Regions from separate parts of the Homo sapiens genome. Here region 1 is linked to region 2. A link is an interaction called in ENCODE POLR2A ChIA-PET data of the cell type or tissue named here. Cell type or tissue: PC-9. All regions are shown on one strand. Links, peaks and the distances in the headings refer to the core of each region. The heading gives the core; the rest is flanking DNA. Region 1 overlaps PKP1 (plakophilin 1). Region 2 overlaps TNNI1 (troponin I1, slow skeletal type).

Evidence for each region. ChIA-PET counts read pairs that join two places held together with the same protein. Peaks named below come from ENCODE experiments on the same cell type or tissue, not always from the same donor. Only the 100,000 strongest peaks of a DNase experiment are listed, where the experiment ranks them.
Region 1: POLR2A ChIA-PET joins it to region 2 with 9 read pairs; 3 of 35 experiments call an interaction of 5 or more read pairs at or near these places.

Annotation. Positions count from the first base shown.
Region 1 is chr1:201,298,038-201,303,408 of GRCh38, reverse strand. All of the region lies in intron 2 of PKP1 (plakophilin 1), which reads right to left. Among named protein-coding and RNA genes, the nearest start is that of PKP1, 17 kb to the right of the region's middle. RefSeq lists an enhancer at 115-620. In PC-9, for the core only: no CTCF peak of the experiment used is centred there; a DNase peak (open chromatin) is centred at 3,358.
Region 2 is chr1:201,400,127-201,405,438 of GRCh38, reverse strand. TNNI1 (troponin I1, slow skeletal type) reads left to right here. Exons shown (of 9, transcript NM_003281.4): 9 at 1-1,655. LOC101929343 (a long non-coding RNA gene) reads right to left here. Exons shown (of 2, transcript XR_241172.3): 2 at 1-4,646. Among named protein-coding and RNA genes, the nearest start is that of LAD1, 3.5 kb to the right of the region's middle. RefSeq lists an enhancer at 1,131-1,180. In PC-9, for the core only: no CTCF peak of the experiment used is centred there; no DNase peak of the experiment used is centred there; H3K27ac peaks cover 58 bases.

The sequences.
Region 1 (5,371 bases), core at 238-5,237, 100 kb after region 2:
TGCCTGTAGTTCCAGCTACTTGGAAGTCTGAGGTGGGAGGATTGCTTGAACCCAGGAGTTCAAGACCAGCCTGGGCAACATAGTGAGACCCCATCTCTAAAACTGGCACGTGCCTGTAGTTGCAGCTACTTGGAAGTCTGAGGCGGGAGGATTGCTTGAATCCAGGAGTTCAAGACCACCCTGGGCAATATAGTGAGACCCTGTCTCTAAAATAAATACATGAATAAATAAATAAGTGCAGTGGAACTGATAAGTAATTCCCTTAAAAATAAGTAAATAATAGTTGGTATGATTTTGCAAAAATTGTGACAGTAGAATGCAAATGACGAATGTCTGGGAAACATGATTGCCCGTAGTGGCAAAAGTACCATGATGTGCCAGTGTGACCAGGAGCCCTGAGCCAGGAGTCAGGAGACCATGCTCCAGTCTTGGTCTCCCCTGCCTAGCTGTGCAGCCTCAGGCCGTCGCCTCGCCTCTCTGAACCTCAGTTTCCCCAACCACAGCATGCCCTGTAAGGCTTCTTCTGAAGGAAGGCAGTTCGGCAGTTCGGCAGCCTGTGATTCACCCCTTGCTGAAGTCACAAGCGGCCTCCTTCCCAGCCTGTCTTCATCCCCTTCCAGGCCTCGCCCTTGGGCACGCTGTGGGGGCGGGAGGGGAGGGGCTCCGGGTCTAGAGCTGCTTTTCTCCCCACCTGTGTCTCTACAGATCCCCCGTCCCCTCCCCGTGCCTGAGCTGATTTTGTTTTCAGCTGAGTTTGCTCTCCTGGGGCAGGCAGGCTTCCGTAGAGACATGCCAGGGCCCTGGGGGAGAAAGTAGAGCCTCACCCTTGCAAAGGGTGGGGACGGCTCTTCCACCCGCTTGGGAAATTCTGCTGCATTTGTCTCGCTGAGTCTAGTGACAAAAGGAAAACTCTCAAAGCAGAAATAAGGCACCAGAAGATACCCCCAGGACTGTATTTTGATGACTTAATCCCATGCCCTGCTTGCTGGCTTCGAAACTTGGCCAGCAGGAGAGGCTTGGCCCACTTCTCCCCCTGCCCTTCTAGGTCCCTCCCTCCTCTTGCTCTTCACACCCCGCTCAAAGTCCACTGGGGTCCAGACTCAGTTCTGCCAGATCTATCTGTGAGGTCACAGGCAAGCCCCTACACTTTTCTGTGGTTTGATTTCCCTGCAAATAAAATGAGAATAACAAAGCTTGGTCCACCTACTGAGCTCACAAAGACTGAAGGATCAAGTCAGGAGATGAAAACACAAGCAGTTTGTACAAGTTCAAAATGCTACACTAATTCAAGGGATTATTAAATAACCAGGTGCCGCGGGTTGGAGCACTTCTCCCTTGAGAGCTGACTGAGGACACAGCGCAGCTGAAACAGGCTCGAAAGCCACCACCTGCGGCTCATCCAGAACCCAAGACCCCCTCCCCAGATGTCCAAGACTCAGAACTGAAGCTGGGGAAGCAAGGCTTGGAGGTCATCTGGTCCCACGCCTTCAATGACAGATGAGGAAACCGAGGCCTGGAGAGGTTTAAGTTAGCGTGTGCTGCAAAATTTAGCTTTTAATTATATCTTCTTGTGCTGTTGTTTTGTCTGTTATTTGTTTTCAACTATAGCGTAAGGACTTTAAATACTGGTTGGTTGAGTAGATTAGTTTTTGTCAGGGCCAAAAGAAAAAAAAAAAAGCCCAAAATGAAACTCCACCAATTTCTGCTGGGGCAAAATAAAAAAGTTTATAATTATCCTTGATTCTTCAAATCTTCTCTCTAAAGTTTCATATTAGGGGAGAAGGGGAGAGAGCAACAGCCGACTCATCCAGAAGCTTCCTTCTCCGGAGAAGACAGAATTCCATTCTCTGTGGCCAGGGAATTGTCTGCCTCACAGTATCTCATCAGAATGGAAGAAATCGAGCCCCAGGCCCATCCAAGCATAAGTGTTCCCAGCCTAGCCATCAACTCAGAGCTCTACACAACATGAATGGAAATGATGGAGGAAGATTAGTTGTTGATTAGTGAAGCTAAAGGAAGGAGAACTGGCTTCTGTTGTCTCTGGGGAGAGTGGAGTTCCTTCCTGCAGACATCCTGAGAAGGATCCGCTGCTGATCGCATCCTGGGCTGCCAAAGCTTGGTGCTCCCCACTTGCTAAGCAGCTGCCACACTGAGTCCCTTAGCAGTGACAAGTCTCCCTGCACATCCTGACCAAATTGCCCTGGCCTTCCCTCTCCATTCCTCTACAAGGGTCCACACTATCAGGACAGTGACTGGTGGGAGTCTGCCCTCTCCTGGGTCTGGTGCTCCTCCCTGGGGCAGGAGGATGGAGGGGCCAGCGTGCTCACTCGGCCCTGAGGAGCATTGTTGTGGGTTTGTGATGAAGGCCTGGGAGGCTTAGGAGACCTCAGGAGCTGGCAACATGGAACCAGTTGCCCTCCTTGCAGGGGATGCCTATGCTTTGTGAACAGTCAGCAAGGTACTCTCAGACCACAGTCCAGACCTAGGGGCATTCCTGCTCTGCCCTCCATCCTGTCTGCTAAGGGCAGCCCTCTCTCCTTGCACACTCAGTTCAAAGCTCAGCTCCTCCAGGAGCCGATCCCGACTTCCTGCACCTGGAGCTTGCCCTTGGAGGACACCACTTGCATTTGTTCACTGGAACCGTGTCCTCCTCCCTTTGCAAGCCCATGCTGCTGACATGGGGCCATTCTCTGACTTCTCTCCCCAAAAGAGGGACACAGAAGCCAGACGTCAGAGTTACAAGGAGGTGGTCTGAGCCACCATCTAGTCTTGCTGATGATAAGCCTGAGGCCCAGCAGAAGAGGAGTCCCCAACACAGTCACGGGAAACCAGCCCTCAGACCAATGTTTGTTCCTTTTCTCCACATTCTCTCTGGGCTCTAAAGGGGCCTCCCTGGCTTACCCAGTCCTCAGCCAGGAGGCAGAGCCTCAACTCACCTGCCATGGAGGGGAGAGCAAGCCCAGAAAGGAAGCTCCCCGAGCTCAGCCCAACCCTAAGGGCAACAGAAGCTTCTTAGGGGAAGCAGAGCCACTCTGATGGACTGTGGCTTAGAAAGGAGGGCCCCTCCCAAGGAGTACCCAGACACCAGTGTTTGCCATAGGCTTCTCCTTCAGTTTAATACAGGGAGTGTCCCAGTGGCAGCAGTTTGTCTGTGAAAGCACACGGCATGCTCCTTCCACAGGGAGGGGTGCCCCTGGAGCCGGCCCGCCCGCTCCCGCTCACTTGCCTCCATTTTCTCTCAGAGGCACATTCTGTCCCTTGGCAAGTAGGATCATTGCCTCTTCTTGTTGGGGTGAGAGCCTGGGGCCCTTGTAGGACTCTCCTATCTCCCAGGGCTGGGTGGGGGTGAGTCATGAGTTGGCAGCGGGGACACTGAGTTGGCAAACACATCAATTGCTCCCTCTTGGAGCAGGATCCATGCCTGCCTGGGAGTAGGAGGCTGTGGTCTACTATCAGTCCCTCACCTGGACTTTTCAAGAAAAGACGAGAGGCCCGGCAGGCACTGCCGAAGGAACCCAGCTCATACACCTAGAAAGTGGCATTTGGAGCTGAGACACATGGTTTGGAAAGAGGGAGTTGGGTCTGTTTTAAGTTAGGGTAGTTACTCAGCAGAGCTACTTGTTGTGCATCAGTTTCCCTGTCTGTGAAGCTAAAGTAAATGAAGTCCTACCATCTTTTCATCCTGTTGCAAGGGCTAACTAACTGCTGTTTTCCTGGTGCCTGGAGTGCTCAGATGAAAGCAAAGAGGAAATTAAGAAGCTTTTATCCATCTGTAGGCTTGAAGCAAAAATCTGGGCTGGAGGAATTAACACTACCTCTGACCCTGGAGGGACCAGCACACAGACTTTAGCTCCCTGTAGCTACTCAGAGTCAGCTCTCAAGCCACATGCAACCCTAAGTGAGTCCTTGGCTGTGCTTTAGTCCAATTGCCTTGCTCCATAATTGAGAAAGCCAGGGTCTAGAGAGGTGAAGTCCACTCCAGATCCCTCAGTTTGTAGCAGCCCAGCTGAGACTGGAATCCACGCCTCCCACTGCTGATCTGGTATGTCACATCCATAAACTTCATACTGCTCTTTGAGACAGGAATTTTCATCCATTTCAGAGATAAGCAAGCTGAGGTTCAGCTAGATTAAGAACTTGACTAGAGTCACACAGCTAGTTAAGGAGCAGACTTGACTAAGAGTCACATGGCTAGTGAAGTTCCTGGCCAAAGTCCAGGGCTTATTCCTCCACTCCGGGCTGTCTCTGGGCATGGCCTCTGTTGACTGCGGATTGGTAAGGACAGTCTGTTTCTGCTGCTGCTAGGGTAGGAGTCCTACCGTGTTTCTCCCCGGCAGCCCCTCTGCAGTACCTGGCCCATGGCTCTGCCCTTGTGGACACTCGATTAGCATGGCTGTGACTGAGGGTGAACCACCAACCTGGGGAGCACTGTGCTTGGCTTTCCCATCCCCTGCTGGAGTGTGATGCAACCCCAGTCCTCTCATCTGTAACAGAGGCTTCATCCACATTTCTTCAGGTCTAGGGTGGCCAAGATCAGTTCTCCTTAGGGTAAGGGCCCCTAGCACATTGTCCACAAGACTCTGTCACAATGGGATCGTCAAATACAGACATATCAGTTAGGCAAGTACAACTGAGAAGAAGCTGGAAGAAAGATTTGCTAGTAAGTCCTGCGTTAAAGAGGAGAAATGGGGTCAATGAATAGGACAATGCCAAGACAAAGACAGAATTCTCCCTTGTTATATTCTGGGAGTTCTCACTCTTAGGCATGCCAGGCTGGATTTAACTGAGTGATTCAATGTGGCAGTCACCATGGTCACCCTGTTCCAGACCTCCCTCTGATGATGCCTCAGTGGTTTTCCTCTCTACTGATTAGATCCTGAGCAGGGTGGTGTAGGGCAATCTGCCACCTAAGAACTTTTTACTTGGTAGGACTCCCAGAAGAAGTGCTCAGGGTGCACTTCTTGATTTAAAAATAAGTAAACCCTTTGGAGCTGAAGATGATAGACAAAAGGAGTGTCATCTTAATCCAGAACCATTCCCTGGAAATCAAAATTGTCCACACGCCTCAGCTTCACTGAGGACAAACCCATGTGATCAAGGCCTGTTTTCAGCTTTGGAGTTGAAGGGCTGTGCCTTTCCATGGCTCCAGCTCTCTATTCCCCGCATCCTCGTCTTTGCTGACCCAGAGGAAGATATTCAAGGGACATATTACAAGGACAACTAAGATGGGACAAAAATCCTCCTTTTCTCACCAGAAATGCTGCAGCCTAAAGTAATTCTGCTGGGTCCCTAGCCTAGGAGAGGAGCACGTAAAGGAGTGTTGTTTTTATCACAGGAATGAGTGGGGAGACATAGTGACAGAGGGTTGCCA
Region 2 (5,312 bases), core at 1-5,000:
TCCTGACCCCCATCAGGTCTCTTTCCTCAGACATCCCCAAAGCTTGTCTGCCTGTGGGTCTTTCATTAAAGGTGACGGGCAAGGGTTTTCTCTTCCTTCCAAGACACACTTCTAGGCTGGCTTGTGGGTCCCCTGAGACGAAGGCTGAGCAGGGTGAGCCTCGAAAACCCCATAGCACTGGCCCAGAGCACTGCGGTCAATGTCCGAAGGACCAGAGAGGGAGGGTGACTTGCTCAAGGTCACAAACCTAACTGGAGCTAGGAAGTAGGTCCCCAGACTCCCAGTCTGAGGAAATTGGATGTGGACAGGGCTTTGGTCTCCTGGCCAGAGGCAAACGCCCAGGGATCTGAACAGGCTGCCCATCTCTGGCCTCAACTCAGCACCCCAACTGGCTCCAGTGCCAACCATTGGCCTCTCTCACTGGTTGGCACAGGCTGGGTGAGCCTGGCCCTTTGCCCTGGGTTCAGGAGAGAGGTATGGCTTTGCCTGGCAGTCAGGGGAGGTGTTCCAACCTGGGAGCCCCTGGGGGAGGAGCGTGTGTGTGAACGCTTGTGCCTGTTCATCAGAAGGGGTGAGCATGGTGTGTATGCGTGGGCATGCAGAATGCAGGGTGATGACCTGTCTGCCCGCCCTGAGTGTCACAGACACCTGTGTGTCCCCTGTACTAGTGCCTCCCAGATGCTCTTCTCCTGACTGGCTCTTTGTGACCTAAATTTCAACTGCTCCACCCCACAAGGAGGAAACCAGGGCCACAAATGTAGTGAGATTTTCATAAAGCTAAATGTATTCAGTGGAAACGACCTTCCTCTGATCTAAAAGCATGCATGCCTTTGTTTTATTACTGGAGTATTAAATTAGCCCTTACTTATGGAATAGGAGGACAGTAGGTGGCAATTGTTTTCTAATGCTCTTACTTCACAAAATAAAATGGTGGCAGCACAATGTCAGTATTTATATTACACAATATTATTAGTTTGTAAAAACCGAAAGCCAGGGAGCTTACTGCCCTGGATTCTTTAGGGCGTGGGTCTTATCACCTCATTCATTTCTTCCCTTCCCCTAAGAGTGCCACAAGCATGGCAGTTGCTCAGCTGAGACACATGAATGGGAACAGAACTGAAATATCAGGATGTGACCTCGAGCCAGCTGGTTGGGGCTGGGGATCCCCCTGGATCTCCACTCTGTCCTGTCCGAGAAAGGGGAAGCTGCCCTATGAGTCTTTTTTCTGGGGGATTCCAGAGGTTGAACGTCTGTTCTGAGGCTCCTCAGAACCTCGAGGGAGGGGACGAGAGAGATGACCCCTTGCCCAACCACTGGCTGAAAAATCTTGAAATTCCCTGACTTTGACCAGGGAATTCCCAGTTGTGCTAAGCCCTGCCTGGTGGAATGTCCCTGGAGGAAGTAACCAGGACACGCATACGTTTTTAATGTACGTATAAAGAATCGTAAAGTGAACACCCATCTGCCAACCACTCATTTTAAGAACTAGGATATGGCACATACTTTTGAAGCCCTTATGCGTCCCTCCCCAATCACAACCCCTTCCTCTCCACAAAGGTAAATACAATCCTCAATTTTGTGTTTGTTATTCTCTTGGTTCTCTTCATAATGTTACTACGTATTTATGAATTCCTAATACATCATTCAGTTTTGGATCTTTTTGTAAACCTTACTTAAGTGCATGCATTTTGCTTTTTCCCCTTCAATGTTAAGGTTGTAAATTCATCCCTATTGATAATTGTAGTTCATTCATTTTCACTGCCATGAAATGATGAAATGATGAAAACACCATTCATTCCCTTTCCTGCTGATAGACATTTAGATCTCTGCCACTACCAATTGTGCTGATTTGAATATTCATGAGTCTCACTTCTGATGCTCATGTTCAAGAGCTTCTCTACCCAGGAGTGCAACTGTTGGGTCGACAAGAATGACATCCCCACCTTTGCTAGTTGTACCACTTACACTCCCATCAACAACTATGACAGTTGCTGATGCTCCACATCCTGGTTTTGGCAGATCCTGGAGACCAGAGATCCTGGATACTTAACCTCACCTGATCTCAGCTTCTTCCTGACTCAGCTTCCAAATGTTACTCTTGGCAGGGGCTCTCAGGCTATTTGGGTTTTCCTGTTCTTTCCAAATCAAGTTAGTGCAATTCTCTAAACCTTTATTAAGCACCAACTCTGCCAGGCATAGTATTGAGGGGATACTGAGGCAAATAAGACATTCTTTTTCTTCTCAAGGCACCCACAAGATGCTTGGGGAGCCAGGGCATGGGCACAGATAACTTGAACTCCAACCTCGCTGCTCACAAGGAGTCATTCCCTCCTCCTTCCTACTCAGCAAGGGCCCTTGCATGCTATGGAAAACACAATGCAAAGCTGTCTCCTGAGCTCCCCCGCTCCAACACCCAACCATCTATTGGGCAGCTCCATCCGGCTGTCTTCAGGGATGTTAAATTCAAATGAGTAGAGGCCAAGGATGCTGGTGACCATCTCACAATGCACAGACAGCCCCCGACAAGGAATTATCAGGCTGAAATGGCCATAATGCTGAGGCTGAGAAACCCTCGGTGGTCTAAAGTCACCCCTCCCTAGATCTCCTGCTCTCACATCCCTGTCTCATCAATGGCATCTCATTCACCCAGTCCCTCCAGCAGGGAGATGGGAGTCACCTAGATTTCTCCTCCCTCACAAGCCGTAGTCAATCAACTCAGTCCTGGCCATCCAGCCTTCCAAAACTCCTGCCAACACCTTCTCCTCCCCATCCTCCTGGTGCCCTTGCTCAGGGCCTTCATTTCTTTTGTTGACTATAAAAAATAGCCCCCTAAGCTGTCTCCCTTCCAGTGTGATCTCTTGCCACACTGCCTCCAAACCCTTCTCATTTTCTATATTCAACTTAATTCTACAGGATAAAGGCTTTTTTTTTTTTTTGAGACAGAGTCTTGCTCTGTTGCCAAGGCTGGAGTGCAGTGCAGTTCAGTGGTGTGATCTTGGCACACTGCAATCTCTGCCTCCTAGGTTCAAGTGATTCTTTTGCCTCAGCCTCCCAAATAGCTGGGATTACAGATGTGTGCCACCACGCCCAGCTCATTTTTTGTATTTTTAGTAGAGATGGGGTTTTGCCATGTTGCCCAGGCTGGTCTTGAACTCCTGACCTCAAGTGATCTGCCCGCCTCAGCCTCCTAAAATGCTGGGATTACACGTGTGAGTCTCCATAACCGGCCAAGGCTGACTGACTCTTTAGCACAACACACAAAGTCCTTACTACCTGTCTCCAACCTTTCTTTTCAGCCTTGGAAGGGGCTCAATGCTTCACGCAGACTAGTCTTCTCTCTGTTCCACACACACCTTTCATGTTTATGTCCCAATGTCTTTGTTTATGCTGTGTCCTATAGCTGGATGCCCTTACACCCTTTCTGACAGTTGAATTCCACTTACCCTTCAAGGCCCAACTTAGATGTTCTTTCTTGTGTGAAGACTTCCCCAATCCCTCCTGATGACACAATTTCCATTTTTAATCACAGTCTGACTTGAATGAGGCTCGGGGTATATGTGTGCTTGTGTATGTGTGTGTGTTCACCAGCATGTGTTTGTCTTCACTGATAGACTGAGAATGTCCTGAGGTCAGGAACCGAGTCCTTATCATCTTTGTGTCACTGAATGTCAAAGCCACTTGTGATTATAGTGGGTAGAATGAATTATAATGGGTAGAACACATCCCAAAAAAGATGTGTTCAATTCATAACTTCTGGTACCTGTGAATGTGACCTCATTTGGAAATAGGGTATTTGCAGGCATAATCAAGCTAAAATGAGGTCATACTAAATTAGGGTGGAGGGATACTTGAACACAAACAAGAGACACAGGCAGAATGCTGTGTGACAAGAGAGGCAAATCTTGGAGTAATGCAGCTGTATGCCAAGGAGCTCTGGGAAGAAGCAAGGAAGGATTCTCCTCTGGAGCCTTTGGAGAGAGGCTGGCTGTGCTCACATCTTCATGGCAGACTTCTAACCTTCAGAACTGTGAGAGAGTAAACTTCTGTTGTTTAAAGCCATCCAGTTTGTGGCACTTCATCACGGGAGCCCCGGGAAATGGATGCACTGATCCAGCACCAAGTACAGTAGCTGGCACTTAGAAAGTATCCCATAAATGTACAGTGTCTGATCTCAAGGAACTTTCTGGGCATTGACATATATGTCATTCACTTTTCCTTACTTCTAGGGTTGTCTGCATACAAACTTTCCATGTCTTTGGGCTTTTATATCTGTAGAGAGGCTGTTAGATTTTGGGCTTTTAGAAACAGGACTGTTCCTGCCTTCGTGAAGTGTCCCTGGCATGACCAGGCTTCAGATGACTTCATAGGAGTATTTCTCTTCCTGTGTTGAGGTGTCAGCACTGACCAGCCATGGGAAGAACATTCAGTAGGTCCCTAGGGAGACAGCAGCTTCCCTGACAGTGTCAGGCCCCGGGTCAGAGGATCCAGGGACCTAGACTATTGGGGTCCCCTCTTTCTCTTTTCCTGTAAGCAGCATACAGCTCCAGGGCCTGCCTTGGCCTCTGTTCAGAACTCCCTGGAGCCTTGTCGATATTCATCTGTGCACTCCAATGTCACTAGCAGGGAACTCATATGATTTCCACAACCTGGAAGGAAGCAGAGCAAGGTATCGTAACATCCACTCCACAGATAAGGAAACTGAAGGAGTTTGTCCCAAGTCACACAGTTCACAAATGTCAGAATCAGAGCTCAAGTGTGCAAGTTACCAGTCCAGTTCTCATGTCCTGGACCTCGTCCCACCCTTGCCAAGAAGGAAGGCTCCCTGGAGGAGGGGGTACTTCGGGAGGGGGAATCTCAACAGGCTGGCTGTGTCTGTGTTTCCAGGCTTCTGCCCGGCAGCTAGCTTGCCCTTTGCCGTGAGATCTCAGAGCTGGAAGGCCTGACATGAGCACCAAAGAGAGGCTGAGGCTGGGCAGCGAGGCCCAGGAGCATGAGGGCAGTTCTGGCTCTGGCTCAGGCTCCCTTTTGATATTCTCATCCTGGCGCTGGGGCTGTGCCTCCTTCCTCTCAGGGCAGGAACAGCAACTGTGCGCTGACCCTGCAGTTCAGATCCATCAGGGAAGATAAGATTCCCCATGCTCAACGCCTGACCCTCTCTTAGCCCAAGCCCACCTGAGGCTGGTTCCTGGATAGAAAGCACCTGGCCCCGCACCAGCCCAGATGGGCACCTAAAGGGAGCCAGGTGGTGTCAGGGGTGCCTGAGCTGTCTCACGGTGCTCCAAAATTCGAGTCCTAGATATCTGTGTTTAATC